Linked DNA regions of Homo sapiens: region 2 is linked to region 1. A link is an interaction called in ENCODE POLR2A ChIA-PET data of the cell type or tissue named here. Cell type or tissue: IMR-90. All regions are shown on one strand. Each heading gives the region's core, and the rest is flanking DNA. Links, peaks and the distances in the headings are about the cores only. Region 1 overlaps KCNT1 (potassium sodium-activated channel subfamily T member 1). Region 2 holds the start of OBP2A (odorant binding protein 2A).

What was found. Peaks named below come from ENCODE experiments on the same cell type or tissue, not always from the same donor. Only the 100,000 strongest peaks of a DNase experiment are listed, where the experiment ranks them.
Region 2: POLR2A ChIA-PET joins it to region 1 with 16 read pairs; 2 of 35 experiments call an interaction of 5 or more read pairs at or near these places.

What each region holds. Positions count from the first base shown.
Region 1 is chr9:135,709,445-135,724,541 of GRCh38, forward strand. KCNT1 (potassium sodium-activated channel subfamily T member 1) reads left to right here. Exons shown (of 31, transcript NM_020822.3): 2 at 5,133-5,276. Among named protein-coding and RNA genes, the nearest start is that of KCNT1, 15 kb to the left of the region's middle. RefSeq lists enhancers at 9,179-9,473, 14,404-14,981. In IMR-90, for the core only: no CTCF peak of the experiment used is centred there; no DNase peak of the experiment used is centred there; H3K27me3 peaks cover 2,876 bases.
Region 2 is chr9:135,544,164-135,559,260 of GRCh38, forward strand. It overlaps OBP2A (odorant binding protein 2A), which reads left to right and starts at 1,963. Exons shown (of 7, transcript NM_014582.3): 1 at 1,963-2,089; 2 at 2,615-2,748; 3 at 3,015-3,085; 4 at 3,708-3,818; 5 at 4,545-4,646; 6 at 5,145-5,168; 7 at 5,674-5,806. The coding sequence starts at 2,018. The coding sequence ends at 5,167. It overlaps LOC107987040 (a long non-coding RNA gene), which reads left to right and starts at 9,507. Exons shown (of 3, transcript XR_001746586.1): 1 at 9,507-9,788; 2 at 12,036-12,116; 3 at 15,001-15,097. In IMR-90, for the core only: no CTCF peak of the experiment used is centred there; no DNase peak of the experiment used is centred there.

The sequences.
Region 1 (15,097 bases), core at 3,310-11,309:
AGAGGTTCCAAGTTGGAGAGGACCCACGATTCCATCATAATTAATCCACTGCTCCCAGTCGGCTGGACACTACATGAGAGCCCTGGCTTGCAGAACCCCCCGTTCTGTAACCACAGCCGATCACTGGCGCAGGAGACCGTCCAACTCTGCATCTCTCTAATTATTAGCTAGGTGGCTTGTCTTTACTTGTGCGTTGTTTTCCATTCCTCTTCTTTGAACCTCACTCATCCATCCTTTGAGTCGTTTTCTTTTTTGAGATGGAGTCTCGCTCTGTCACCCAGGCTGGAGTGCAGTGGTGCGATCTCAGCTCACTGCAACCTCCGCCTCCTGGGTTCCAACAATTCTCCTGCCTCAGCCTCCCGAGTAGCTGGGATTATAGGTGTGTGCCACCACAACCAGCTAATTTTTGTATTTTTAGTAGAGATGGGGTTTCACCATGTTAGCCAGGCTGGTCTCAAACTCCTGACCTCAGGTGATCCACCCACCTTGGCCTCCCAAAGTGCTGGGATGACAGGCTTGAGCCACTGCACCCGGCCATGTTTTCTGCCAGATTGTTTTCCTTTCCACGGGACCTGTAGGCACCAGGCTGTGTTCTGATGATTATTCTGTTGCAAATATGTTCTTCCTGTTGGTCGCTTATTCTTTCCTTTTGCCAGTGATGTCTTTTGTTAAACAGCAGTGTTTTGTTCAGATGTAGAAGCTTTTATAAATCTATTCCTCTTGGAATAGATGATTTTTGGGTTTCGTGTATTAAATAAAAGGCCTTCTCAGCTCTGAACACTTTTCCCTGTATTTTCTTTCCATCTTGTCCTTGGTTTGGGGCTGCAGATGGGGTCTAATCTTATTTTATCCAACAGAAGACACTGCATAGCATAGGCTGGAGCCAGGTACTGGGTTCAAGCACCGGCCCTCCCAAGGCAAGGGGACAAGTGATAAACAAGGACAAATAAGGAACAAGGTCAAGTGCATTTCTGAAGTTCTCCGGCCTCCATTTCTCCATCAACACAATGGGAAGGATGTCGCCCCTCCTGATATTTGCAACCGTGACTTGAGTCAGGACAGGTGGAGCTGCACTCGTTCCAATACCATAGGACGAGGAGTGCCCCCCGCCTCCTTTCTCAAGCCTGGATTCCAACGTGGGCTTCAGCTGGTCAAGGCACTCTGCTGTGTCTCCCCACTCTCTGTCTTTTCTTGGGCCAGACCGCAGAGTGTCAGCTGCTGTGGCTGGACATTGGTGCTGGCAGCAGAAGACGAGGGCCCTCTCTGTTCCTTTTCACAACTGCTGTGGCTGTTCTTGCACGTATAGTCTTCAGGATTAATTTTTGAAACAGTTCATCAAATTCTGAGAAAATAGTGATGCGCTCTTGATTGGCGGCGATTCCCTTTACCCGTGTGTTTGGAGAAGGGACTGTTAGACCCTCAGGAAGAAGACCTCCGTCTTCCGCCAGCGACAGCTTCCAGTCCATCTCTCAGGAACGCTGTGCGCCCCTGTGGGTTTGGGGCTCCCGCGCCTGCTGTGAGCAGGGCTTTCTCCCGGTGGCTCTCTGCTCCTGCTCTCCATGGTGCTCCTGGGTTGGCCGCCATACTAGGTTCCGTATTTGCTCTAGTAGGTTTTCAGTTGATTCCTCTTGGGTTTTCCAGTAAGCAATCATGCCAACTCCAAACAGAGCCCCCTTCATGACTCCTTGCTTTTATCCTTTTTCTCGCAGCAGTGCACAGATGAGGCCTCCTTTATGATGGCAAGGGCAGCCTCACATTCCCAACTGGAACGGGAATGCCCAGAGCCTTTGGCGGGAGAAGCTTGTCTTTAAGCACTTTGTCAGACAGCCCTGGCTCCATGGCCACCGGGAACAGATGCAGGGGGAGTGAGAAGCAGGCACTCCTGGCTATCAGAAGAGCCCCCCAGCTGGCCAAAGGCAGCACAGCCCAAGGTGAACCTGGACCTGGCCCCCACCCCAGTGCCTCTGCCGGGACCTCAGTGACGCTCCTTGGGCTCTGGGAGCCACTTGTCCTTGCCAGGAACTAGGGATGGAGACTGGCTTCTGAGAACTGTTCTCAGGATTCCATGCCACCACCTGGCTTGCCAGGGTGCCTGGCGTGCAGCTGGCTCTCAGTCCATGGCAGCTGGCACTGAGCACAGCTGCCGGGCTCCCCTCTGATGGGGTTGTCAGGGTCAGTGCACGTGACTACGTGTGCACCAAACAGCTGACGGGGACTTCCTGTTGCCGTGCCCAGGTGTGGACTGCCTCGCTCATTCTTGGCCTCTCCAGATGGATTCCAAAAGTCAGTGTCCCAAGCCTGAGCTCTCTGATGGGCCTCAGCTGAGCGGAGGGGGCACGCTGGGCGCCGGCCACCCTGGGTCATAGCCTTTGTCCATAAGAGCTCAGCCAAACTGCTGGCCACGCTACACCTGCTGTAGCTGAAGCACTCACCTGCAGGCCCTGTTCCGCGTGCCTCAGGCATGCTGTCTGGTTACATCTTCACACTCTTCCTATAAGGGAACAGGCATCAGTATCTCCCTTCACGCATGAGCATACAGGCTCAGGGAGGTGAAGTGACTCGCCGGGGGCCGCCCAGCAGGACTGATGGGCCAGGACTGAACTCATGCCAGCGGGACTCTTGCCACTCTCTGGGCCTGCAGGGTGTGTGCTGACAGCCCAGAGAGTCCCCAAGAGGAGCAGCGGGGTGCTCTGAGCCCCTGGGCTGCCCCGGCCTTGTCTAGGGGGTGTGCTGTGTCCCGTCACCTCAGCCCTGGCTCCAAGGGGTGTGTGAGTCCCACAGGTTGAGCTCCACACCTTGTCCAGAGAGTAGTGTAAGGGCTGAGGAGAGGGACACCTTCCTTAAGCCACCAAACACAGAATTCTTATGGAAATTGGTAATTATTTGGCACAGCAGTCACTCAGAAAATAAAAAGATCATGGATGTGGCCTTGGGGGTCCTAGATTTCCTCCAGGGCCCCTTGGGTCACACAGGGAGGACAGCGCAAGAGAAGAGGGGGTGCAGAATTCGAGGTGGGCCCCAGGGTCCCCGTGTCTGGCTATGCCAGGGTTATGTTCCAGTTCCACCTGAACCAGCTTCAACAGGGACCAGACCCCCCAACACTCCCCTCTCCCCCTGTGCCCAAAAAAGCTGGCCGATGTAGGCCTTCCTGCTTGCGAAAAGTCTCAACCAGACCCCGAGGACACGGGGAGCAGCTGTTTTGCTGCTGTCCTCCTGCGATGGGCCCCTTTCCCAGAGACCCTGTAGCCCCGGCCCTCAGTCCCAGCCCTCAGCCAACACAACAGCCAAGGATTTTAGCCCCGGCCCTCAGCCAACACAACAGCGAAGTATTTTCAAGGTTTCTGGCTCTGTGGGGGGAACAAGGCAGGATGCCAGGAGGCCTGCAGGACACCTGCTTATGGCCGTGTGCTCGCTCAAGTGTCAAAGCAGCTTCCCAAGGGAAGAAGGGCATCTTGTCCTTGTCACCCTCCCCAGGCCACATCTGGGGAGCAGGGGTGGGGCCAGGTCTCTGGACTCCTGGTGCACTTCCTTCCCCTGGTGACTCCTGAAGCAAGCCAAGGTCCAAGCCCCTGAGCTTGTCCATGGGCCCTGCCAAGACTGGGCCTTGAGGCCAGGAGGAGGAACCAGAGCCGCTCAAAAGGCAGACGGGGTGGGGACGGGAGGAGGCAGCCACGCCTGAGGAGCCGGCAGTCTCTTGGGGTTTTGCCATTGAAAGGGGCTTTCAGTGAGGAAGGCACAAAATCAAGAAAATAGAGCCCCGACCCCTGGCCACGTGGTTCCCCTGCCTGCCTGCACCTCCCCATGGCCCAGCCAGCTTGTGACTAAGGAAAAACATGCAGCTACGCTGATGCAGTTAGGAAAATGTTATTTTTTAAATGCTGCCAGATCCTGGGGGTTGAACCTGTGACCTCAGAACAAGGAGCAGGGTTTGGGGCACGCACCTGCTGCCTGCAGCTTCAGCCTGGGGTGCCCATAGCTCCTTGCCTGCTGCTTGTCTGAGGGTTAGGGGACACAGGAGAGGCACTTGGTGGGGGCTCAAGGAATGTGCCCACCCCTCCCGACTTGAGGAGAGAGAGGAGAGTTTTGTAGCATCCCTGGACCTGGTGTTCCAAATGAGTGGCCTCTGTGCAGGGCCTACGGGCACAGCACGGGGAGCTGGGTATGGTCAGAGCCTCCTGCCCCTGCCCGTGGGGGAGCCAGCCCCCTCCATCCCCCCTCTGCTCTCCTGCTGGCCTCGAAGCCTTGAACAAGGGCCGGCCTGGGCCAGGTAAGGAGCTCCCTGCCCCTCAGCTCCTGCTTCTCCTGGAGCAGCCAAAACTCACTTCAGTGGGGGACATGGGGACAGGAAAGATGCAAGACCCCTGGAAGACACCTGCTTGGGCCCCCAAGAACTGCAGACCACCAGGGGTCCTCCCACTCTACCTGGTGTGCCACGATGCCCCTAACCTGCGCTGCCAGCTCTCTGTGTCCCTTTGATCCCTCACCTGGTGACAGTGGCAGGGCAGCTCAGGGCCCAGAGGGCCTGGCAGCCCCCCGGGGTTCTGACCTGAGCTGAGCTGCTCCGCCTGGGGAGGCTGCAAACAAGGGTGTCTTCTTAGGCCTCCTGGTCACTCCACCCTCACCCCTCAACAGCCTGAGGGTCTGAGACGGGGGTCTCTGGGGCTGGACCCTGAAGGAAGATTGAGCAGCCGGCCTCGGCAAAGACCCTGGGGACGGGGAGGGGAGCTGGGGAGTTGGGAGGGGTTGCAGGGGTGTGGCGGGGCTTCAGAGCAGGGGGAGGGCCTCCATCCTGGCTCTTGGGGGATCAGGGAGGAGTGGTGCGCGCCTGTCCCTGAGCTGGCCATGACAGCTCCCGTCCCCCTTACCTCCTGCCAGGCCCCGGGGCCGCTTTGGAGGGAGCCCCGCCCCCTGCCCCTGCGCAGCCCCCGCCCTAGCCCCAGCCCGGCGCAGCCGGTCCCGCGCGCCCCCGCCCGCATGTGCCGCCAGGCCCGCCCCCGCCCGGCCGCCCGCCCGCCCGGTGGGTCGCGGTGGCCGCGGGCTGCGCTGCGCGGGCCGGGCCTGGCGGGCCGGGGGCTGCGCGCGTCCGCGAGGGCGCCCGACGCGGGCTGAGGGGCGCTGGCGTGTGCCCGCAGGCGGCCCTGCGCGGGGGACGGCGCGCTCCTGGACACCGCCGGCTTCAAGATGAGCGACCTGGACTCCGAGGTGCTGCCCTTGCCGCCGCGCTACCGCTTCCGGGACCTGCTGCTGGGCGACCCGTCCTTCCAGAACGACGACAGGTAGGGACCGGGCGCGGGGTGGGGGCTGGGGTCGCCGTCCCGGCGCCGCCGCACGCCCGGAGCTGTCCGCGGTGCTGACGGCCGGTCCCGCGCGCCCCCGCAGCCGCCGGCGCCCTTCAACTTTTCCCGGCTTCTGGGGACGCAGAAGTTTCGGAGGGGGTGCGGGCAGGGGGAAGCATCTTCTCGGGAGGGGGTCTCCGGAGGAGGGCGCGGGATGCTCGGAGCTGCGGAGTCTTCCAGAGCCCGACTTGGGGCGCGGAGGCGGAGGGCGGCCTGGCCTTCCGGTGTCTGCTCCCAACCCCCAGCACCCCAGTTTTTCTGGTTTTGGGGGCAAGCCAGGGCCGGAAGCGCCCCGGTGGCGGAGCCCGCAGCCTGGCTGAGGGCTGGCGTCCTCCAGGCTCAGGCAGCGGTCCTTGATTAATTATTCAATGAGGGAGCTTGTCCTTCAGGTTCGTGACCTGGTCACTTATTCCGAGTCACCGTGTCCCCGTCCCCTCAACATCTCCTGGGCTAAAAAGGCAAAATGAATTGTGTCTTTCAGTTAAGGACCAACAGGATGAGCCCATGGGAATAATTCATCCGCTGAGGGGGCTGGCAGGAAGCTGGAAGAAATGTTGCTTTTCTCTCCTCCTTTTCCCCAAATAGCTGTCTTGGGTAAACACCCAGCACTTTAGCTCTGCCAGGCTCTGGGGAGGCGCTTTTTTGCCTGCAAGTGAAGGCAAGTGCTCTGAGGACTCACGCGGAGCTGGAGCCCGCGGGGGCTTCAGGTCAGGAACCGCTCCTCTTCCAGCGTGTAGGGTACGGCAGGGTCGGGGTTGTCACTGTCTCCAGGGCTCCGTCACCACCCAGCCCTGGGCTCAGCTAGCAAATCCGCACTTTCCCCCAACAACGCAGTTATTCCGGTTAGCACACAAAGTACACGAGGTTGAAAATGGTCAGGACACAAACAGCTTTCAGAATAATCTACTGCTGAAACCGCAGCTGAAAAAGAAATCATGTTTGTAACTAGAGTCAGTCCTAGGGACTGTATCCATGAGGACCATGAAGATTTGTAAAAAGGGGGTCTTAAAACCCCTCTGCCTGCGGGGAATGGAATATTCTACCAGACCTCCCATAACATTTGGTTGTGTGAACCAAGAGTCAGGAGTGGGGACTGAGCCCAGTCTTCATCCACTCAGAATCAGGGAGTGAGCGTCCTGCAGAGAGGCCTTTTAAACTTGGTTTTTCATCTTGTTGAACTCAGTGCTCTAATAATGAGCCCACCTAAGTGCAAATGCCCAGGTGAAGAGTTTAGTTTATCTCCCTGTGTGGGCAGAGGGCAGTCAGCCAGGCTGGTCCCAGGGCGGCGTGCGTGGCTGGGAGGCTCTCCTGGGAGCCACACAAAGCTTCCCTAGGCCGAATCCGTGGACTCAACATCTTTCTAAGCCAGCACCAGCCCCTCAGATGCCTGTTCAGCTGGGACTTGGTTAATTCTTGAAAACGGCAGCCCTGGGAGATCCTTCCGATATTGGGCAGGAAGTGGTGTCCATCCGCCTAATGGTGCCTGGGGCTCCCAGATGACTCGATAACGCCTGTGGCTGTGGTTGATCAAATTGTAATGCTGTATTCCTGAGTGTTCAGGAGTGGACAGCAGAGGCTTTTGCTGTCCGCCTAGAGAGAACCATGCCCATCCCTGGGAGAGGAGAAGCTGGCATGGGATTTCACAATGAGTCCCTGATCCTGGGTGTGGTTTTTTAAAATTGTGGTAAAATACATAAAACAGAATTTACCGTTAGTGACATTTAGTACACAACACTGTGCCACCCTCACCACTGTAATTCGAGAACATTTGTATACCCTAGAAGGAATCTCCTTAACCACTGGGACTCACTCCCCAATGCCCCCTTATCCCCCAGCCCCTGGCAGCTACCGATTTGCATTCTAGCGGTCTTGGCGTGCTGTGCCCACTGGGCACATGGGTTGTGTGCCGATGGTATTAGGAGGTGGACCGCTGGACGTGTGTGGCTGTGTGTGCTAGCTAGTGCGTGGCTGTGGGTCCTCTCCAGGAAAGGCCCATGGGGTACAGGGCATCTGTGCCACCCCCACAAGTGCCCTGCTCTCTCTGGTTGGAAATGAAGTATACAGTGAGGTTCTATTGGAGGGAGAGTGGCCAGGGATTAGAGCTTCGGGGCTGTGTGGTCGCCATACCTGTCCTGTGGCGCTGTCCCTCAAGATGGCCTCAGAGATGCTGTGCTGCATACCTTTTCTCATGTGTGAAGGATGGGAGTGGACCTGGCCCTGTGGTGGTGGTGTGCATAGGACGGGAGGGGACCTGGCCCCTGTGGTGTTGGTGTCTATAGGACAGGAGGGGACCTGGCCCCTGTGGTATTGGTGTCTATAGGACGGGAGGGAGGGGACCTGGCCCTGTGGTGTTGGTGTGTATAGGACAGGAGGGAGGGGACCTGGCCCTGTGGTGTTGGTGTGTATAGGATGGGAGGGAGGGGACCTGGCCCCAGTGGTGTTGGTGTCTATAGGATGAGAGGGAAGGGGACCTGGCTCTTGTGGTGTTGGTGTCTATAGGATGAGAGGGAAGGGGACCTGGCTCCTGTGGTGTTGGTGTCTATAGGATGGGACAGGGAGGGGACTTAGCTTCCCTCTGAGAGTGGTTCCCCACTTCTCACCTCTGAGAGGAAGCTTGGGCCTGGTGGAGATGGTGGCCTTGGGCACCCCGAGATCTGGAAGGTGGGGGGCTGCTGGTCGGCTGGTGTCCAGCCCGGTTCCCAGCAGCTTTGCCTGGCTCCCCCTGGAGGCTGCGGGGGCTGGTGAGGCTGGCTGGGCACAGTACAGGAGTGGGCAACTTTCCGGGGGCGCAGGGGCAAGTGAGTTGGGGGCTTCTGCCCAAGTCACCTGCCAGCTCGCCAGCCGCTGCCCGGCACAGCTGAACCCGCTCCTCACGTGGACTCAGGCCCTCCTGAGAAATTGCCTCGACTGGATGTAAGAGAGGGTGCCCTAGAGGCCTAGGAGCCCGGGGAACCCCCACTTACCCCACCCAGGAATGGCAGCTCCTTGGTCTCAGCAGCAGCCTGGGGGCCTCTCCTCTTGAAGGCAGCTCAGGGAGCCTGGCCTGAAGGGTTTCTCTTCCTCAAACCTTCTTTGCCCAAAGGGGCTTGCTTCAGCCTCCATGGTAGGGTTGGGTGAGTCTGGCATGGCCTCTCTCATGACCCCGATGCTGGAATGGGTGGGCAACAATGAGGGAAATCAGGATGCTGACAGGGGTCCTGAGGTCACCCAAGCCCTCCCCTATCCATAAGGACACGCACGTGGGGACCCCAGCCCTGGCTCTGTGGAAACCCCAAGCTGACCTGGAGGAGGGGATCAGCCGCTTGGAGGACCCTCCTGGGTGCTTGGGGTGGGGTCTGATGCCTCTATCTGCCATTAGAAGCCATCCCATATCTCCTCATCTTCCTCCTCATCCCCAGTGCCTGTGCCTTCCCCTTCCTGGAGTGGAGACCAGGGGTCGTCTGCCTGGCCTGGTGGGACCCCCTTCCTGTGTACTGCAGTGACTCACAGGAGCCGTGTGAGGTGGGAGGACGTGCTTATCTGAATGCAGGAGGGAGTGCAGGCGGGGTCTGGAGGCCATAGGGGGCCCAGGTCTGAAAGGGCTGAGCCCAGCAAGACCTGCCTGCCGGCTCTGGGTGAGAAAGCCCTTAGGTAGAGGGGAGGGGACACTGGGATGGGGTCCTGGGCTGTGGACGGAAGGGCTGGTGTGCCCGGACACGGCAGCACAGGCTCCACTCGGGCCCCTGAGGGACCATCGTGGTGGCCTTGGCCATGGGGGTGTCTCAGGTCTGGGTAAGGTGGAAGTGCCGCTTGGTCTCTCTCTGCACCAGGGGAAGAGATTGAGGGGCAGGGAGACCCAACCATCAGCACAGGGCAGGTGCAATGTGGGGGCTCAGCACAGACTGGCACCCCTCACGCCCTCCCTATTTCTACCCTGGGGCAGGCTCTGTGAGGGAAGCGGGTGCTGCTGCCAACCCCTGGCAGGCTGTGAGCGAGCAGGTGGGCGGGCAGGACTCGGGCTTCCTGTTTCCCCCGGGAGTAGAGCCTCTGGCAGTGAGTCACCACAGCCTCCATCGCCCGTGGCCTTGGACAGAGAAGAGCTCGGCGGGCCATGTGGGCAGAGGAGGCTGTACTGCTGGGCAGGCCGCTCCCAGCGGGGATGACCCAGCCCATCGGTACCGCCCGGTGGAGGAAGTGGACAGAGTTGGGAGCTCACTCACCTCAGGGACCTGATGGTGGACCCTCACCACTGCTTACCAGATGGTGTCTCGGGTGCTCCCATGGAGCAGCATTCAGCCACAGTCCACCTGCGCCCAGGCTCTGGAGCCCCTTGAGCCATGCTGACAGTCTCACTGCCCCTCTGCCTGGGAGTCCAGGGGCAACTGATGGAGGCCCTGGCCCTCCCAGCCAGAGCCAGCTCTCAAGAGTGTCCCGGAAGCCTAAGTGAGCGTCATGGCCCTTGGAGGACACAGACTTGGGCTCTTCTTCTGCAGAGGGGTTAACAGCCCCCAAAGGGCAGCTCGAGGAGCCAGCGGGACAGGGGCTGCCTGAGGGCTTGGGTCCTGACGGTGTCCCCGAGCTGGGTCCCAGGCACCTTGTGCAGACTCTGGTCTGTGGCAGTGGAGGTGCGGCTTCCATCCTGCCCTGCACTGAGGCTCAGGAAGATGCTGTGTATGTCGGGGGATGCATGCTTTGGGGACACTTGGGGCTGTCACACCACAGGCCCATCTCTCCAAAGGGGCAGATTCCAGACAAGGAGTCCCAGTGGGGAGGGGTGGGGCAGGCAGCCACCCCCCGCCATGCTGCACCAGGACCCAGCCCACCGGGGCCACTGAAGCCACCACTGGAGGCAACGTCAGGGTCGCCAACACTCCCAGGCATTAAGCAGGACATGAGAGGTGCCAGGAAGGCCCTGCCCACTGGCTGGGGCTTCCGGCAGGCAAGAGGAAGCTTCGTCCCTGAGCATGGCCAGGGCCACTGCCTTGGCTCCTTGGGCCACCCCAAGCTGAGTGCCCCAAGCTGGTGCCATGGGGCCCAGGCACCAGGGTCACCTGGGAAGGGAGTGGCCGCCTTGCCACAGAAAGCCCGGCCCCAGTGCAGGCCTCCCGGGGTCAGAACACTGCCCCAGAGCGGCCTGACCAGGCTGTTTCATTAGCTCCTCTGACAACAGAGAACGGAACTTGACTTGGTTCTCTGGAGTTGAGCAACACCAAATATTTTTTCACACAACAAGCTGAGAAGTGGACCACAAACAGGGCCCGGCATTGCTGGGAACACGGGGCAGCGGGCCTGCGTGGAGGATGGACCCCTGCCGGCCCCACAGGCAGCAACTGTGGATGGGCCAGGCAGGGCCAGCAGGAGCAGGAATGGGTGCAGAAGGAGGGGGCAGCCCAGACCCCTCCCTGGCCCTGCTGGATGCACCCCTTCCATTCACCCGACCCTACCCCACAGTGAATCCAGCTGCCCCGCAGGGACAGGGTAGCTGGGAACAGAGAGAGGCTTCTCTCACAGGGTGAAGGCCCCACCAGGCCTCCAAGCAGAAGGGGTTGCGGTGGGGATGTCTCTAGGAACAGCCCTGCCCTCCGAGCCCTCATCTGTCATCCTTAATAGCTGAACAATTTCTCAGCTGGTCGGGGAAGTGCCTTGAGACCTGGGTGACTCGGTGTGCTGAGGGCCTTCTAGAATCATCCCTCCTGCGAAGAGCCTGGGATTGCATAAGTGCCCTCCTCCTGCCCAGCCCTCCCAGCTCCATCATCTCTTCCTATCCCCTCCCCACCCCCATCATCCTGCCCCCACACACCAGCCTGGCCCCTGCTGAAGAAGCAGGGGGCCCAGGCAGCCTTCCTCCAGAGGGAGCTTTGCTCCGCCTCTCTTGGGGCTGGGGGCGGGGGTCCTGCCTGTACCCCCAACCCCACCTGCTCTCTGAAGGCCACTCTGGGACCCTGAGCTGAGAAGGCCCGGGAGCCAGCCCCAGCTCCCTGAAGGGCACTGAGCCCAGAGTTTCTGCGTGAAGGCGTGAGTGGCCTGGGCAGGACCTAGGGCACAGGTCAGCTCTCCTTCGGGGGTGCTCTGGGGAAGCTAGGGCTGGGCTGCGCCTGCACCACCCTGCTCCTGCCTTAGGGCCCCAGGTCCCCATGTGACAGACTCAGGTGTAGCTGGAGCTTTGAAACAGAGGGGGACAGTCAGGAGGAAGGGTGTGGCCAGGCCTGACCCAAAGGTGAGGGTGGGGCACGAGGGACACACGGCCGAGCCCAAGGGGCAGTGGTGGTTTAGGGGCCGTGAAGGTTCGAGGAGGAGTCGGGGAACCATGCAGGGTGAGGGCTGGGGTGGGAGAGGCCTGGAGCTGAGTTTGGGAAGGGTGGCCCCTGGACTGGGGGACCCCCAGAAGGGGCTGAAGTGGCCCCCAACGCTCTCGGCCTGAGCTGCTGGGCCAGCCCCAGCCTCGAAGCCACTCCGCTCCAGCACCGGGTCCCCTGGCGTGCCTCCTGCCCAGAGCTGCTGAGCTCAGGGAAACGCCAGCCTGCTCAGTCCCTGGGGGTGGTGGGGTAGGGGGTGGTTATATTTAACATTCTGCCCGGGGCCATCCTGCTGTGTGCAGGCGTACTAATAGGGCAGGGAGGGGCCAGGTGGGATCCCAGTCCTGCCCCTGGCCCTTCTCGCCCTGGGGCCCTTTCCAGAGCAAACACCCACAGGCTTGGGAGGACACGGCCAGCCTGAGAAATGGCCTTGGCCAGGCCGGTGGGGCCCAGGCAGGCTGGGGTCTCCTGGCCGGGGGAGGGTGCCGGCCATGCGCATACCAGGAGCCAATCCCAGAGCCTCGGGGCCGCCTGTCTGTCTTTCCTGGACCCCCTTGGTGTGCCACCTGCATGATTGAGTCAAGGTCTGGTTTATTGGAGCAGGAAAGGCCCGGGATGGTGTCCAAAAGTTCTGGCAGGTTCCATGTGCTTTACGGTGTCCTGAGTGAGTGAAATGCATGTCATGATTTCTCCAGTCCCTTTCCAGCTCAGGGTCGGTTTGCCTGTGTTGCCCCCACTCGACTGTGGACAGGGCTGGAGGCCAGGCCTGCTCGCCCTTGTCTCCTGGGCCCCCTACCAGGAAGCAGGGTCCTGGAAGGTGGGCCTGAGTCAGGGTGGGGGAAGGTGACGCCTCTGCTGTGGAGACTGTGGCTCCCGGGTGGGCTGCACCTTCCTCCTAGCCCTGTCCCTCCCTCCGACGGTGGGTTCCAGGGGCTTGCGTTGCCTCCAGCCCTGGGTGACCAAGGAGTGGGCAGGATCAACAGGAGGGCCACAGAGGCTGTCGGTGACCAGGGCCCATCACATGTGAACGGTGTCTTGTGGGGCATCACCTGGCTGTGGGGGCATGGAGGAGGGTCCGTGATACCCCTGGGCCCAGGGCTGGCTCAGTCCTCAGCCTGTGCGTCTTTATGACTCAAGCGGGGGGCCTCTGGCTCCCCCAAACACACCCCCAGGATATCCAGGGAGACCCTGAGAGGGCGAATCCCGCGTCCCCTGGGGCTGCATCCCCCGTCCCACCCCTGGGGCCGGCACAGCGGGGCACACGGCTTCATCACCAAGCCCATGTCCCAGGGACTCATGTGTGTGACACAAAATGAAATTCCTCCCGCATTAGTGTAAAACAGAACACAGATGCCCAGTGGGAGGGGCTGGCATCCTCCGCGTCAGGAAGCCACCAACCGTTTGGGCTTCAGGTTGTAATTCCCAATGCGCTCCCTCCACTGTTCCGTTTCCATCATCCGGCGCGTCCAGCTGAAATGGAATGGGTGTAAGTGTGTTTATGCCTCGTCTCAGTCTTCCCAGCTGCTATGGAAAAGCACCACAGACCCGGCAGCCTCAGCAACAGAGATTTATTTCTCAGTTCTGGAGGCTGGAAGCCCAGGATCAAGGCGCCGGCGGACCAGGCTCCTGGTGAGAGCATCTCTCAGGCTTGCACGTGGCGTCTTCTCACTGCGCCCACGGGGCAGAGAATGCAGGCTCTCTGCTCTCTTCCTGTGGGGCACTGCTCCCATCCCGAGGCCCCACTCTCATGAACTCGTCCAAGCCTACTCACCTCCTGAAGGCCCTGTCTCTAAATACCATCCCATCAGCGGTGGGGGCTTCAACAAGGGAATCTGGGGGTGCAATTCAGCCTGGAGCAGGCTTGGAGGGAAAGAAGGGGACGCTGCAAAAGATGTCGTGGGAAATCCTCCGGGGGATTAAGTTGCCCCTTCATTTCAAATTCCTTAAACTTCAAGGGCATCTGCCAGGTCCCTCGGGAGAGCCTCCTGCATGCAGCTTTCCTCTCCTCTCCAGCGCTCATCACAACAGCGGCCACTGTGTGAGTGAAGGCTGAGGCCACACTGCCTGTGCCTCCCCAGCAGTCAGTGACGGGCGTGGCTCTCCGAGGCAGTGAACTTGCAGAGTGCAGGAAGCTGGGGGCTGCAGAGCTCGCCTGCAGGGCAGCACCCCAGAGGCCTGGCAGGGTGGGTGAGCTGTCCCGTGACCCGTCACCCCTCCACCAGGTCCCAAAAGCAAAAGCGTTGGTGGGGTGTCAGGAGTTCCAGCTGTACCTAGAAATTGTCCTGCATCCTGTTCCAGGAGATATCGTCCATCTTGGGGTCAACATGGAATGCCACCTGCATGAACAGGGCCGGCGCCGGCATCCACTGCCATTGCCCGAGGCTTGGCTCCACAGGGTGGCAGGCAGGGAGGAGAGGCTGCTGCTCCCTGGCAGGAAGTTCTTGTGCACCACGTGAGCGTGTGGCTCCCGAAGGGGCATTTTGTGCCTGTGCGACCGACAGCTGTGCCCACGCGTCTGCTGCATGGCCATGTCTACACGGGGCCTGCTGCCTCCAGAGGGACCCTGGGGCTTGGGGGGCCTCAGAGCCCTGTCAGTAGGAAGGGGGCCCTGGCTCTCCTGGTGGGTGTCCGGAGCATCTAGAGCTGTCCCGGGAAGTGCCGTGTCCCAGGGACCTTGTTACTGATGATTCTGCCAGTCTGGCAAGTCCATCAAAGGCATCACCGCCTTCAGTGCCAGGCCACCCCTCGGGGCTTGCAGGCCTGGTGTCCGGCTGCCCCCAGCCCAGCACAGGTACCTCATGTCCTTGAACACCCCCTCCTCCATCCAGTCTGAGCGCCATGGCTCAGCGCAGCCCCGTCCCAGACCAGTGTCCGTTCCCCTGAGGGTGCTGTGGGCTGGGGAGGCCCAGGTATCCCTGCCACCTTCACTCTGAGCCCGTCTCTTCCTCTCCAGGTTTTCATAAGAGGCCCCGGGAAGCTCCATGCCCTCCTCCCAGCACTCCTGCTTTCCCCTCTGAATTTTTATCCATCATGGGCCCCTGAATAAGAGCTGACTGTGGGATCCAGGCTCAGAGGCTCGAGAGGCACAGGGGGAGGGCACCAAGGGCCTTGCAGTCCAGGCCAGCCTCAGGGTCAGGCCTCCAGGGGCCTCAACTTTGTGTCCTCCCCATGGGGTGCTTTTCATCCCCGGAGGCCAGGCTGGGGGTGGCTCAGGGGGCACCATCTGCACAGGTGGGGGCAGCCGTGGGCGGGTAGAGACAGCGGGCCCCGCGTGCACTCCCATCCTGAGCCCCCTGAGCCTCAAACAAGAGTGAAGGCAGTGCCCAGGGAAGCACAGGCCAACGGGGGCAGGCACAGCCTTGTGGTGGCCAGAGAACCAGGTCCTCACCTGCAGGATCCAGGCAGGCCAGTGGTCGGCGAGGGGCGTGGCCAGTCTGCCTGTTCCTTCCTCCACGTATGCAGGCATTCATTCATTCAGTCATGCAA
Region 2 (15,097 bases), core at 4,682-12,681, 160 kb before region 1:
CTGTCTGCCATGGGTTGACCCCCAGCCTCCAACCCTACCATCCCCTGACGGTGTCTGCAGCAGTTGAACCCAACCAGCATCTAAAAGAACACAGTTGGTGAACGAGACTGGGACACAGGGCAAGATGGGTGGACAATGGGAGGCTCCTGGAGAGCACCCGTACCAGCGAGCATAGAATTCATGGGGGTGACCTGTTCCCTGAAGCATCTGCGCGTGTTGTTCCAGCATTTTCTTCAAGGATTGAGCCAGCAGCACCAGTGTCATACGGTGCTTAAATCAATGATTCACAACCAACCAATGAAATACAAGGTGCCGGCTGGGCGCGGTGGCTCACGCCTGTAATCCCAGCACTTTGGGAGGCCGAGGCGGGCGGATCACAAGGTCAGGAGATCGAGACCATCCCGGCTAAAACGGTGAAACCCCGTCTCTACTAAAAATACAAAAAAAAATTAGCCGGGCGTAGTGGCGGGCGCCTGTAGTCCCAGCTACTTGGGAGGCTGAGGCAGGAGAATGGCGTGAACCCGGGAGGCGGAGCTTGCAGTGAGCCGAGATCCCGCCACTGCACTCCAGCCTGGGCGACAGAGCGAGATTCCGTCTCAAAAAAAAAAAAAAAAAAAAAAAAAGAAATACAAGGTGCCTGGGGTACAGGCAACAAAAATGGGGAACGGAGAAATCTTCCCGTTGAGGTAGAGACTCCAGCCTGTTTGCTCATCTCTGGTCCTGAAGAGCCCAGTCCCCGCCCTAAGGATGGGGTTTCTGCTCGGCAGCACTTGCCGTGAGAGGGGTGAGGCACTGGGTCACGCCAGCCCTTTCTTTATAGCCCCCAGGGTTTATTAGAGTGTGCATTAGTATTATTTAGCAAGCACTTGAGGGTGTCTGATCTTGGGCCAGAGAGGCACAAAGATTGTGTGGGCCCAGCACCTGCCTGCAGAGCGTGGGTCAGCCTTGGGTCCCAGGGCAGATGACGCAGGCCCGGGAACTACAGGGTCCAGGAGGGAGAAGGCAAAGTTCTGGCTCAGGTTGGCTGGGGATGAGGCCAGCGGAGCCAGGTGCCCAAGGGAGCTCAGCCACAAACTCTGAGCACAGGCTGGCAGGTGGCTCTTGATGCTCATGCCACCCATTTATCTAAAGGGATGAGATTCAAGGCCTGTCCCGGTGGCTGGGGGCCGTCGAAGCTGACGAGAGAGGGGATGTAGAGTGAATGTATATTCCACTCTACCACTTGTATTTAACAGGGAGATGGATGATGAACACGTGCAGGAAGAAACAGGCAGGACAATCCAGAGAGATCACGTGTTCTGAGGACAGCACAGCCAGGCTCCGGTACGGAGTGAAGCGGGGTGGGGCAGGCGGCGGGGTCCCTCATATGGCCCGAGGAGGCCGTATATATACTGACCTTGAACCACACAATAGTGCCCTTCTCTGCCCCTAGGAAGCTCGAGTGCAGGGTCCAGGTGGGGAAAATCAATGCAGAGTGGGTCCCAGAGTGGGCGGAAGCTTGGGCTCTAGGGCGTGCGGGACTCAGCTGGCAGCAGCCCCACGTCTCTATGGTTCTAAAGCCCAGTCCATTTCTGCTCAGCAGGGAGATGGCCAGTTCCCCAGAGGACTTGCCCAGGGTCCCAGCCGTGGCCCTGGGAGGGCTCAGGGGTGAGGGAGGAAGAATTCCGAGCCGTGGGCCCTCCCTCTGTGGCTCGGGGTGCAGACGTGCACTACCCTGCCCTGTCCTCTGGAGTCCTCCGGGCTCATCCAAGTGGGCGCATTTGGATGCAAACCCTGGACAGCATCGTGTGTCTTTTCTTCTCTGGCTGGCACTGAATTGCTGTTCACCAGATGCCAGCAATGAGGACACTCCCCCTCCCGGATGCAGGACTGGTTGCCACCATGGGGAGGGGTGCACCGTGCCACGTGCTCCCAGGACACTGGCCAGGGGGCTATAAAGAACATCTCGAGAGGAGCCAGCACAGCCTTGTTCAGACGCCCAGTGACCTGCCGAGGTCGGCAGCACAGAGCTCTGGAGATGAAGACCCTGTTCCTGGGTGTCACGCTCGGCCTGGCCGCTGCCCTGTCCTTCACCCTGGAGGAGGAGGATGTGAGCTGGGTTGGCGTGGGCGGATGGAGGAGCCAGGTGGACTCCTGGGCAGGGGGCAGTGCCAGGGGCCCTGCTTTAGGAGGTGTCACTGAAGGCTGGCTTCTGACCCCGTGCTCCCAGCCTGGGGTGGTGGTGGAGGGGTCCTATTGTTCCTCCAGCAGACACGGCCCCCCGAGGCCCAGGGCCGGAGCAGGCTCGGCTCAGGGGTTCCTGCTGCACTGACGCCTGAAGCCCGAAGGTCTCGCAGGGTTGGGCCCTGTGGAGGGAGGGCTCACCTGGTGCTGGGGCCCGGGGGTCCATGGGGTGCAGACATGCCCTCCTTCCACTGGGGGCTGGGAGCCCTGAGCAGGGGGCTGGCTCTAACTCACTCCAGCTGAGCTCTAACTAAGGTGCAGGAACCCAGCCTGCCTTTAGGGGTGGCAGCCGGGCACCATGGGTGTCTGGTTATAGCTGCAGGCCTGAGTGCCAGGGTCAGAGTAGAATCTGGGCCACCCATGGTGGGCTCACGGCCTTGGCCTGCTCCAGATCACAGGGACCTGGTACGTGAAGGCCATGGTGGTCGATAAGGACTTTCCGGAGGACAGGAGGCCCAGGAAGGTGTCCCCAGTGAAGGTGACAGCCCTGGGCGGTGGGAACTTGGAAGCCACGTTCACCTTCATGTGAGTGTTGCCCACTGCAGGGCCCCTCAGGCCACTTTCGCTCCCCGCCCCAGACCCACCTGGTGCCCATTGCCCCATCCACATTTCGGGTGTTGGGAAGAGTCACCCCCTGCCTTGGAGGGAAACAGCCAGGACATCCTGAAGCTCGGTGGGGTGGGGGGGCAGTGGAATTTTCAGGTTGCCGGGTCAGGGCCATGCACCAGGTGAGCTGAGGATGGGCCAGGTGTGTCCTGGGAGCCGCTGCCCGAGTGTCTCCTGTTTTCCAGGAGGGAGGATCGGTGCATCCAGAAGAAAATCCTGATGCGGAAGACGGAGGAGCCTGGCAAATTCAGCGCCTGTGAGCCCCTCCCCGACCCCCCACTCCCCATGCCCAACCCCGGATGCACCAGCCCCACTGCAGGTGGAGAGTGCCCAGGCCACACTTCTGCCAGGGTCCCAGCCCTGCCCACCTCCAAGGAGGGGCTGGCCTCTCCTTCCTGGGGGGCTGGTGGCCCTGACATCAGACACCAGGTGTGACAGGCTTGTCCACAGTAGAGATGGACCAGATCAAGCCTGCCCTCTGGGAGGCCCTAGCCATTGACACATTGAGGAATCCGAGTGTTAGGGACCAGGAGGCCGAGGGTTAGGGATGGGAAGCCAAGGCTGAGGGTTTGGGATCAGGAATCCGAGGGTTAGGGACAGGGAAGTGGGGCAGGAGCAGCTGCTGGAGCTGGGAAGGCCGGACTCTAGTCCTGGACGTGCTCTGGCCTTGTGGCTCCATTACTTGCATTGGGACCTTCCGAGAGGAGGCTCCTGCCTCCGTGTCCGGGTCCATGCTGTGCGGAGCAGCCAGGCCTGGCTCAGGCTGTCCAGGGCACCTGGGTGACCACTGAAACATTCCTGAGTGTTTCTTCGTGTGGTCCTGAGTGCTCTCTCCGGGAATGAGGGCACTGAAGACCCATCTTCTCTGTCATCTACAGATGGGGGCAGGAAGCTCATATACCTGCAGGAGCTGCCCGGGACGGACGACTACGTCTTTTACTGCAAAGACCAGCGCCGTGGGGGCCTGCGCTACATGGGAAAGCTTGTGGGTGAGGGGCCCGCTGGGGCCTGCATGTCCTGCCCCATGGTCTCTGCCTCCAGAAGCCAGTGGAACCACCATCATCACGCCCTGGCACGGGGGGAAAAGGAAGCCCCCTGCGCCGGCCTTCGTGTGCTAGGCACCAAGCGCTGCCCTGGATGGCTGGTCCAAGTTCCTGAAGTGGGAGTGGGGTGGGCCAGGCAGGGACAGACACGGCCCTCGGTGACATGAACCTGCCAAGGGCCGCTTGTGGGGTCTCAGGTGTAGGGGCCTCACCTTAAGGGGGAGGTAGCATCTTAACAGAGCTCTTCATGGGGCAGGGACTCTCCAGGGCGGCAGGGCAGCCAGTGCCTCTGGGACACAAGGTCCCTCCAGGTGAGGGTTATGACCCTGCAGAGTGGCTTTGGGAGCTGCCCAGGTCCCCCTGGGGTTGCTGAGTGGCTTGGACCCTGCCACTGTCCCCTTTCCTGGGGACCTCTCACCTGGGCGGTGGCCGTCTCCTCTGTCCCCAGTCCCACCCCTGAGCTCTTGTCCATTCTCAGGCCTCCTCTCCCCCTTGCCTGGTGCTGGACAGTTGCCATCTCTTCTGTCCCCAGCCCCACCCCTGAGCTCTGATCCACTCTCGGGCCTCTCCCCCGTCCTGATGCTGGGCCGTGGTCGTCTCCTTTTAGCATCTGCTCCCTGCAGGGCCGTGCCGCTGTCCCCACCTTGGCTCACCTGGCCACCTCACCTGCAGGTAGGAATCCTAATACCAACCTGGAGGCCCTGGAAGAATTTAAGAAATTGGTGCAGCACAAGGGACTCTCGGAGGAGGACATTTTCATGCCCCTGCAGACGGGTGAGGACGGCTGTGCCCAGTACCCCGTGTTCCCCTGTGTCTCTGTGTGATCTCCAGTGTCCCATGACCCCCATGTCCTCCCATGTCCCCCGCATTCCCCGTGTGCCCCGAGTCTCCTCGCAGGGGCTCTGGGCCCTGCTTAGCATCCTCGTCGTTGGAGGGTCTGCACTCTGGGCTGCGATGCGGTCTGGGGCTCCGCGCTCTGGGCTGCGATGGGGTCTGGGGCTCCGCGCTCTGGGCTGCGATGGGGTCTGGGGCTCCGCGCTCTGGGCTGCGATGGGGTCTGGGGCTCCGCGCTCTGGGCTGCGATGGGGTCTGGGGCTCCGCGCTCTGGGCTGCGATGGGGTCTGGGGCTCCGCGCTCTGGGCTGCGATGGGGTCTGGGGCTCCGCGCTCTGGGCTGCGATGGGGTCTGGGGCTCTGAGCCCTGGGCTGCGATGGGGTCTGGGCCCTGGTCTAGGGCGCCTTCTAATCCCTGGGTTTTTCTTGGTCTCTGCAGGAAGCTGCGTTCTCGAACACTAGGGTGAGTGAGCCTTTAGGAGGGCACTGGACAAGCCCAGAGTCCTGGGTTCCCGGGGTTCGAGGGTACATCTGCTCTGGCCCTTCCCATCCCACACAGCCAGGGAGACCCCCCCAGGGTCAGGCACGAGGTTGGCACCTCAGAGTCTGCCCACCCAAAATTCCTGGGACATTCGGGAAGTCCTTTGTTTTACCATTCCTGCACCTGCCAGCCCGAGTGAGGGTCCTCCTCGGCCTTTCCACAGCGAGGCCTCCCTCCGGCTCCCTCAGGTGTCAGCTCGGCCCATCGCCCCCTGCACCTGTCCCCACTCGGTCTACTCCCCCCCACCCACTCACCAAGGATGCTCAGAGGCCTGCCCAGTCATTGGAGGAGCTGAGGCTGCTCTGGAGCCCCGAGGCTGCCCAGCAGTGGCCGATGTGGAAGCTGCAGAGCCTGGGGAGGGAGCTCTGGGCCTGGCCTCTGCCCTACCCTGCAGCCTCCCTGACCTCTGCTCCTCTTCCCAGCACAGCAGCCCCCGGGTCTGCACCTCCAGAGCCCACCCTACCACCAGACACAGAGCCCGGACCACCTGGACCTACCCTCCAGCCATGACCCTTCCCTGCTCCCACCCACCTGACTCCAAATAAAGAGCTTCTCCCCCAGCTCTGGGCAGGCCTATCTGTGGGGACGGAGGGGCTCGCACCGGCTCCCTGGGAGGCCTGCTGGGAGGGGGAGCCACAAGGGAAGCTGGGGAGATGTTGGACCTAGCAAGGGCCAAACCACAAGAGGCACGATGTCCAACAGGCTGTGGGGCTGCGTGATGTCCTGGAGGGGCCTCCGGAAGAGCCGCCCTCGGATCTCAGGCTCAGCTTGGGACGGGCAGGGCTCTGGGCAGGAGCACTTGGGAAGCCACTGGGAGGGCGGGAGTGGGGACACGGCGTCAGAGCTGCAGCAGTGGGTCCACCACAGGGCTCCCGCCCCGGGGGTCTCAGTGGGATCCTCCGAGCGGCCCCACTTTAGCAGCCTGGGCTCAGTGGCAGCACTGGAGAGAGGGGCACTGGCACCTCCGTCATCACTCCTGGAGCAAGGCAGAGCTGGCCCTGTTCTCTGAGATCCTTGGCCCACCCTGGCCTTCTTATGGTTTGTCCAGAGCCAGGATCTGTCCAGACACTGGGGCTGCAGGGATGCGGGTATGTGGGGAGGCCGGCCACAGTGAGGGAGGATAGGCCACCATACCAGGGTGATAAACACGCCCCAGGAGCCACAAACCCACGTGGGACAGGCCTCCTGGGGGATGAGCCTGCAAAGCAACCGCCTCTCCCCAGGGCCGCTGGCTGTGCACCAAGCGACCACTGCCTGCCTGCCGCCCAGACTAGCATCCTCGCCTCTCCATCTCCTGCCTGGACGTGAGTCTTGGCAGAGGCCACAGGATGGCCCGGAAATGGGCCAAGATAGCAGGGCCGAGGTGAGCTGAGGCGGAGCCAGCCTGGTTGTCCACGGGCCACACGTGGAGGGCAGGGCAGACCCCATCCTACAAAGACGGGTGAGTGGTGAGGTATCTCCCTTTCCCCATGCTACTATGCAGATTCCAGAAGGGTTAGGAGGTCTGTGTAAAAATATAAGAAATAGGTAAAAGTCTTTACCTGATGGAAGAGGATTTGTGGTGCATGTAAGCAGTGGGGAGACTCACTGGGAAAGACGGAGATCGGACTGCAGAGCGGCGAGTGTGGGTGCAGGGGTGATGCTGGCGGGAACAGGAGTCAGCACGTGAGAAGCTGGGAAGTGGTTCTTACCTATGTGGAGAAGCTGGGAAGTCGGTTCCTGCCCATGAGGAGGGCCTGGCACTGCAGCTGGGGTTGGTTCCTGCCCACGAGGAGGGCCTGGCGCTGCATCTGGGATCGGTTCCTGCCTGGCGCTGTGGCTGTGGGTTTCCCGCATCCCTGCCCCAGCTGTTCGTCTGATCATCTGCCGGCCGGGTGACACTGCCTCCCTCCCTGCATTCTGCCAGCCCAGGAGGAAGTGAGGCCTGTGGGCCCTGGTGGCTCCTGAATGAAACTGAAGGCCTGCGTTCATTTTGCTCCCACAGTAGTGACTGGATCTCTCCTTCTACCACGTGCAATCGTGCAAGTCCCTCTGCTGCAGGGACAATGGAGGTGGGACTTTCCTGGGGCAGCTCAGGATGGGGGATAAATGGGTGGTGGAGAGGCCGGAGGAGCAGAGCAGAAGTGGGGTCCCCGGCCATGCGGCCACCCCTGCTGACCGGAGAGCTGAGCCTGATCCTGGTGCTGCAAGCCCAGAGGCCAGGCTGGTTCCCACCGCCCCCACGAGGTGAGGGCCTTGGGCAGGGCAGGGCAGGGAGGGATGCACGTTTCCGAGGTTGGGCGCCTGGACAGACTTAGAGTCTCAATGCTGTTGGGAGCCCCAGGGGGACCTCGGCCAGAGCCCACCTCTCGTGTCTTTGCTGACTTCCGCCCGACAGAGAAGGGGGTACCACTGGCTGCCTGGGCAGCTTAGGGAGGTGGGTGGAGTATCTCTGGGATGAGGTCCTGCCCAACCCACCCTGCCCGAGACACCGAGACACCTTTCCTCACCTGCCGGGCTGTGGGTTTTGAAGAAGCTGATCTCCTTCAAGCTTCTCCCGTGTGTCAGAATTCCACTTGGAATTTTTCACTTTGCGATGAAGGGCTACATTAAAACCACGTGTTTGCCAGTAATGTCAGACTTTCAAGAGCTCATGGTTTGCTTTTTGACGAAATGTAAACCCCTGGAAAGGGTCAGGCCCGGGCCCAGCATCGACAGTAAAAGGGCCCAGCTGAGGCTTCCCTTAGCTTTGTGTCCTCATCCCGGACACGAAAATGACCTGGCCCCAAATATGTGCCCAGGGTCGAGGCTGGTGGTCCAGGCACCTCCGGCTCCCTGTAGTGATACGTCCAGCTCCGGAACTACTCCATCCTGCCCCAGAGCACCTGCCCCTCCCCACCCACTGTGACCCCACGTCCTTCCCCGTCAGGGCTGGTCATGCTCTGGTCCACCTAGGCCTGAAGACAGAGCTCCCCTCTGCCCTTTCCTCACCAATCCCTGGTCGGCATCCTCCCCCTTCCCCCACACAAGGGCTCTGGGGCCTGCCAGTCCCAGGTGGCACCCACAGCCCTGAGGCCCTGGGCCCCCCTCCCCCGACCCTGGACACAGGAGATGAATGAAGTCAAGTGGTGTGGATCCTCGGGGGGGCCAGGAACGAGGTGGGAGCTGGCCCAGAGGCTGGGGCTGAGCTGTTTGTGTTCAGGACCTCCTGATTGTCTTGGGAAGGGGCAGTGCTGGTCACTTGCGGGCTGGTCACCCCCCAGCAGCCAGGACTGAGTCATCAGACGAGGCAGCACTCCGGCAAGGGCAGGTCGCCCACCCTTGACGGGTCAGCGCCTAAGCTCTGTCCACTCCTGCCCGGCCATCCTCCTATGTCAACCCCCCAACATAAAGGCTTGACCTGGTCCTTCAGGCCTCACAGGGCGGGCACCCCCGGCAGCCCCTGGCCAGGCTCCTCTTCTGCTGATGGACGCAGGGCCATCTTGGGACAGGTTCTCCTGCCTCCCCTGAAGCATCTCTGGCCCCTCATGCTGACACTAAGGAGACCAAACCAGACACTGTCACCACACCCACCCCACGCCTCTGCCTCCCACTCCGCCTCCCGGACCCGCCCCCATGCCTCTGCCTCCCACTCCGCCTCCCGGACCCGCCCCCACGCCTCTGCCTCCCACTCTGCCTCCTGGCCCCGCCCCCACGCCTCTGCCCACCCCCCAGCAGCCTCCTGACCCCGCCCCCCTTTTCCTGGCCCACCCCCGAGCCCCTCAGCCCTGTTCCTGGATGGTTCCCGCCCACCCACCAGCTTTTAGGAAACTCGCACATAAAGTGTTGGGCAGGAAACATGCCAATCCCTGCGGAGACGTGGACCCGCCCACTGCCTCCCTTCACGTTTGTCACAAACCATCTCAAAAAGGTGGCATTCCGGATGCTCCTCAGCTTGTGCCCCCAGCCCAGCTCCCTTCCCAGCTCCCTCTGCGTCTTTTCCACCCCAACCCTCTCTCCCATCTGGTCTCTGAGCTCAGCCTCACTCACTCGGTGCTGAAAATGACCTCTTCCAATGTTATTTCAGCAACATGGCAGCTTCCGGGCCTCTCCCAGACAACCTCACTCCCGAGGGTCCTGGTCCCAACAGGGATATCCAGGTGAGTCCAAGCGTACAAGCTGCTCCCATCGGCTGAGCTCTGTGCTAGGCACTGTGACACCAGCTTTTCATGCCTATATCGCCTACTCCTGGAAGAACCCAGTGGCGTGGGCACTGTCCTCATTTCTATGCAGAAACAGAGCCTTGGGATTAAGGATTTTGCTCGCGGTTGCACAGTCACGAAGTGGACCAGGCCGGGGCAAGGGCAGATCCAGGCAGGAGGAGCTTCAGCAGTGGAAGAATTTGCAGACCTGGGACACCACCTTGCCAGGGTGCTCCGGGGGAACAGGGGACCTCAAGCTTAAGCTCACAGCTGCGTGGGAAATCTGGCAAAGGAAGGGCACCAGGCCAGCCTGAGAGAGGAGAGAGGGGCCGTCGGAGAAAAAGAGAGCCCTTTCTCTCTTCGCTGCTGGGACTCTGTGTAGGTCAGACCCTTTGAGGTTGTCTCATGGGTCCCTGACCCCCGTCCCTTTTGGCCCTTTTCTTGTGGCTTCCTTGTGGATGGGTCTGCTACTGGGCCCCAAGCCCACCCCGCTTCCCTTGCTCCATCTGCTGTGAACCCAGGGTGTACTCATCACGTCAAATTCCATATTTTCCATCTCTAGGATTTCCATCTGGTTCTTTATTCCCCTTTAATTTCTTAAAACTTCACTGAGGTGAAATTCACAGTGTGTCAAATAACTGTTTTGAAGTGTACAATTGTGTAGCAATGAGGCCACACACCCTTGTGCGTATCCATGGCCCCTGCCTAGTTCCAAAACGTTCCCGTCGCCCCCAAAGGAAGCTCCGTCTCCAGCAGCATTCAACCCCCACTTTCTGTCTCTAAGGATTTACCTATTCTGGACCTTTCCTATCAATGGAATCATACAACATGTGACGTTTTGTGACTGGCTCCTTTCACTTAGCATGTTTTCAAGGTTCTTCTGTGCTGTAACATGGACCAGTACCCTGTTCCTTTTTATAGCTGAATAATATTCTACCATATGAATAAACACTATGCTTTTTTTGTTTTTCTTTTGAGATGGAGTCTTGCTCTGCCACCCAGGCTGGAGTGCAGTGGCAAAATCTTGGCTCACTGCAACCTCCACCTTCCAGGCTCAAGCAATTCTTGTGCCTCAGCCTCCCTAGTAGCTGGGATTACAGGTGCACACCAACATGATGCCAGGCTAATTTTTGTATTTTTAGTAGAGATGGGGTTTCACTATGTTGGCCAGACTGGTCTCAAACTCCTGACCTCAGGTGATCCACCCGCCTCAGCCTCCCAAAGTGCTGGGATTATAGGCATGAGCCACCTCGCCCAGCCAACCCCATGCTTTTCGTCCACTCATTGTTTGATAGACACTTGAGTTGTTTACATCTTTTGGTTCTTCTGAACAGTGCAGCCACAAATATGCACACACACAAATATTTGTTTGAATTCCTGTTTTCAATTCAAGCAAAGTTTCTGGGTCATGGGATAATGATGTGTTTAACTTTCTAAGAAGCTGCCAATTGTTTTCCACAGTGGAAGCACCGTTTTCCTTCCTGGGTCTTTTCCATGCCTTGCACTCTGCTTCTCCTTGAGCTCTTGCCTTTCAGTACCCTCTTGAGCACATAGAGATATTGCTAATGGGTCTTTAACACCCTGATCTGCTAAGTCCACCATCACTGTCATTTCTGGATCTGTTTCTATCACTCGATTTTTCTCCTGGTTATGTCTCATATATTCTTGCTTCATTGCCTGCCTGGTAATTGTTAACTGGATGTCATATTTACTTTGTGGATTTCACGTTGTTGGTTTCTTGACGTGGCAGCTGGCCTCCAGGATGGCTTCCGTTGTGTGATGCCTTCCATTGAGTGTGGGCTGGACCTGGTGACCCACTTCTAATAGATATGACAAGGAGGAAGGGATGGCGCATGAGTCAGACACAGAGTGTGACATCAGCCCCACTGGTCCTCATACTGGTTATGGTGGGGAACCATGTCACAAGCAGCCCCAGGAAGAGGCTCATGTGGCAGGAGCCTGAAGTTCCCACCAGCCATTGTGGCCCACCAGTTCCAAGACATTCTCCAGAGCCCAAAGTCCCAGCCCAGAACATGACCACAGCCTCATTGCAAACCCTGAGCCAGAACCACCCAGCTGGGCCACTCCCCACCTCCTGACCCTCAGAAATCATTGTTTGAAGCTGCTCTGTTTGGAGACAATTTCTTATGCAGCAAGAAATAACACACTCCATTTTGTTTTTCGTTAAATAATGTTAGACTCCGTGTGGCTACAGTTAAATTATTTTTAACGTGTTGGATCTTCCCAATACTTGCTTTTAATTGTATTCGAATGGGTTCAGAACAGCCCTTGCTAACCCCGCTACCAATTCAGTCTCTTTTTGAGAATTCTGCCCGCTGCCTCGTGTATTCTGAAGGCTTTCTTCTCGGCTGTGTGAGTTCTAAGAGTCACTCCATTGACCATTTCCGAGGTTTCCTTCCTGCCCCTCTGTGTGTCTCCTGAGCGCTCCGTGTAGCCCTTTCTCTCCGAAGCTTTGCCCAGCAAATTCGAGTCCCTCCGCCTCCCCACACTCTAACACTCTTCTCCTCAGCGTGTGTGGGGTGGCGCCCTGGGATCTGTTTGGGTTCGTTTGCCCTGAGCCAGGCCTTGCTGGGGTCACAGAGCTCAGCACTCGTGTTGTGTCTTTCAGGGATCATGATCCTTCGCGGCCTGTTGTCAAATATCCAGAAAGCACTGCTTCCGAAATCTCCTGGATTTCTAGTTGTTTAAGGTGAGCAAATACGATACCTGCTATTGTATGTTAGCCAGGAGGGGAAGTTTGAGTTGTGTTGTTATTTTTTAGCTTTTGTTTTGAAATAACTATAGATTCATGGGAAGCTGCAAAAATAGTACAGAGGGGTCCTGCTGTGCATAGCTACAGTCAGACCTCACATAACTACTGTGTGAAGATTTACATAACCATACATCGTGCAGAACCAGGTCTTATTCGTATTTCACCAGTTTTCTATTCATTTGTGTGTGTGTGTGTGTGTGTGTGTGTGTGTGTGGTTCTATGCAATTTTTTACATGTGTAGATGTGTGTAACCACTGCGGCAATCAACATATAGAATGGTACATCCCCACAGAGATCTCTTGTTCTACCCCTTTACAGACACACCCATTCCCCAGGCCCAGCCCTTGGCTACCACGAATAAGCTTTCCATTTCTTTTTTCTTTTTCTTTCTTTTTTTTTGAGACTGAGTCTGGCTCTGTCTCCCGGGCTGGAATGCAGTGGCGTGATCTTGACTCACTGCAAGCTCCGCCTTCCGGGGTTCACGCCATTCTCCTGCCTCAGCCTCCCGAGTAGCTGGGACTACAGGCGCCTGCCACCACGCCCGGCTAATTTTTTCTACTTTTTAGTAGAGACGGGGTTTCACCGTGTTAGCCAGGATGGTCTCAATCTCCTGACCTCGTGATCCGCCCGCCTTGGCCTCCGAAAGTGCTGGGATTACAGGCGTGAGCCACCGCGCCCGGCCTCAGCTTTCAATTTCTATAATGTCATTTCGAGAATATTGTATAAACAAAGTCATAGAGTATGCGACCTTTTGGGGTTGGCCTTTTTCACTCAGCGTAGTTCCCTTGAACGCCCTCCTGCTGCTGTGGGTATCAGCAGTTCACCTCGTTTTATGGCTGAGTCTCCCATAAGGCAGATGTACTCGTCTGTCTAACCATTCATTCACGGATGGAGTTTTCCAGTTATTAGCTATTACAGGCAAAGCTGCTGTGGACAATTGTGTACCGGGTTTTCTGTGTCCATTTATCCCATTTCTCGGGATAAATGCCCAGGAGTAAAACTGCCAGGCTGTATAGTAAGCATATGCTTATTATTTTTGTGTTGTTTTGTTGTTTTTTTACACGGAGTCTTGCTCTGTCACCCAGGCTGGAGTGCAGTGGCGCAATCTCGGCTCACTGAAGCCTCCACCTCCCAGGTTCAAGCGATTCTCCTGCCTCAGCCTCCTGAGTAGCTGGGACTACAGGTGCACACCACCACACTCAGCTAATTTTTTGTATTTTTAGTAGAGATGGGGTTTTACCATGTTGGCCAGACTGGTCTCGAACTCCTGACCTCAGGTGATCCATCCCCCTCTGGCCTCCCAAAGTTGGGATTACAGGCGTGAGCCACCACTCCTGGACCAGCATATGCTTAGTTTTAAAAGAAACTTCCAGCTGGGCGTGGTGGCTCACACCTGTAATCTCAGCACTTTAGGAGGCCAAGGTGGGAGGATCTCTTGAGCCCAGGAGTTCAAGACCAGTCTGGCCAACATAGTGAGACCCAGTCTCTATTATTTAAGCTTAAAATTTTTTAAATAAAAAACAAAAGCAACTTCCAATTTCCAGCATGGCTGAACCATTTTAGAGCCACTCAAAGTATGCATTTCTCAACATTTTGAGAGATTCAGTTTGTCTCCATCCCCACTAATATTTGGTTTGGTCCCTACTTTTCATTGTAGCTGTCCTAATAGGTCCCTACTTTTCATTGTAGCTGTCCTAATAGGTCCCTACTTTTCATTGTAGCTGTCCTAATAGGTCCCTACTTTTCATTGTAGCTGTCCTAATAGCTGGGCTGTGATAGCTCACTGTGGCCTTAATTGGTGCTCCTTGATAGTCAATGACATTGAGCATCTTTTTAGGTGCTTATTTGCCACCCATAGATCTTCTCTGGGGAGATGTTCCTTCATGGTTTTTGCCCATTTTCTAGGTGGATTTTATTTTTGCTGTTGAATTTTCAAAGTTCTCTATATCTTCCAGACACCAGTCCTTTGTTGGATATGAAACTTTCAAATGTTTTCTCCAAGTTTGTAGCTTGCCTCTTCATCCTCTTTTTTTTTTTCTCTCTCTCTCTCTCTTTGTTTTTTGAGACGGAGTCTCACTCTGTCACCCAGGCTGGAGTGCAGTGGCGTGATCTTGGCTCACTACAACCTCTGCCTCCTGGGTTCAAGTGACTCTCCTGCCTCAGCCTCCTGAGTAGCTGGGATTACAGGCATGTGCCACCAGGCCTGGCTAATTTTGTATTTTTAGTAGAGATGGTGTTTCACCATGTTGGCCATAGGTGGTCTCGAACTCCTGACCTCAGGTGATCCGCCCACCTCGGACTCCCAGAGTGCTGGGATTACAGGTGTGACCCATCACGCCCGGCCCCGTTCATCCTCTTAACAAGGTCTTTCTGGAGCAAGAGTTTCAGATTTTGATGCAGTATGATTTACCAGTTTTTTTCTTTTGTGGATCTTGCATTTGGTGTCAAGTCTAAGAATTCTTTACCTAGCCCTACGTCCTGAAGATTTTCTCTCACGCTTTCTTCTAAAAGTTGTATAGTTTTATGTTTTACTTTTAAACTATGAGTTAATGCATATGTCAGGTGTGAGTTTTAGATGGAGGTTCTTCGTTTGCATGGGATCGATTGCACGTGATGAATTGCTCCAGCACCATTTGTTGCAAAGACTGTCCTTCTTTTAGAGGGACTCCCGCTTGCCAGGCCTCTGGTTTAATGAAACATGACCAGAGTGACTCCATCTTAACGTGAATAACTAGACACTCACAAGGCACCTATAAGGTTATATAACGAGGCTATGCTGCTCGATACTGACTACGACAATTTCCTGTTTCTCTGCCTACAGGACACCACCACCCCCATCCAGAGCATGATGTGCCAGTACCTGGGTGGGTCTCACAGCACATGAGCTCAACGTGGGTGAGAGGCAGCAGCTACTTCCA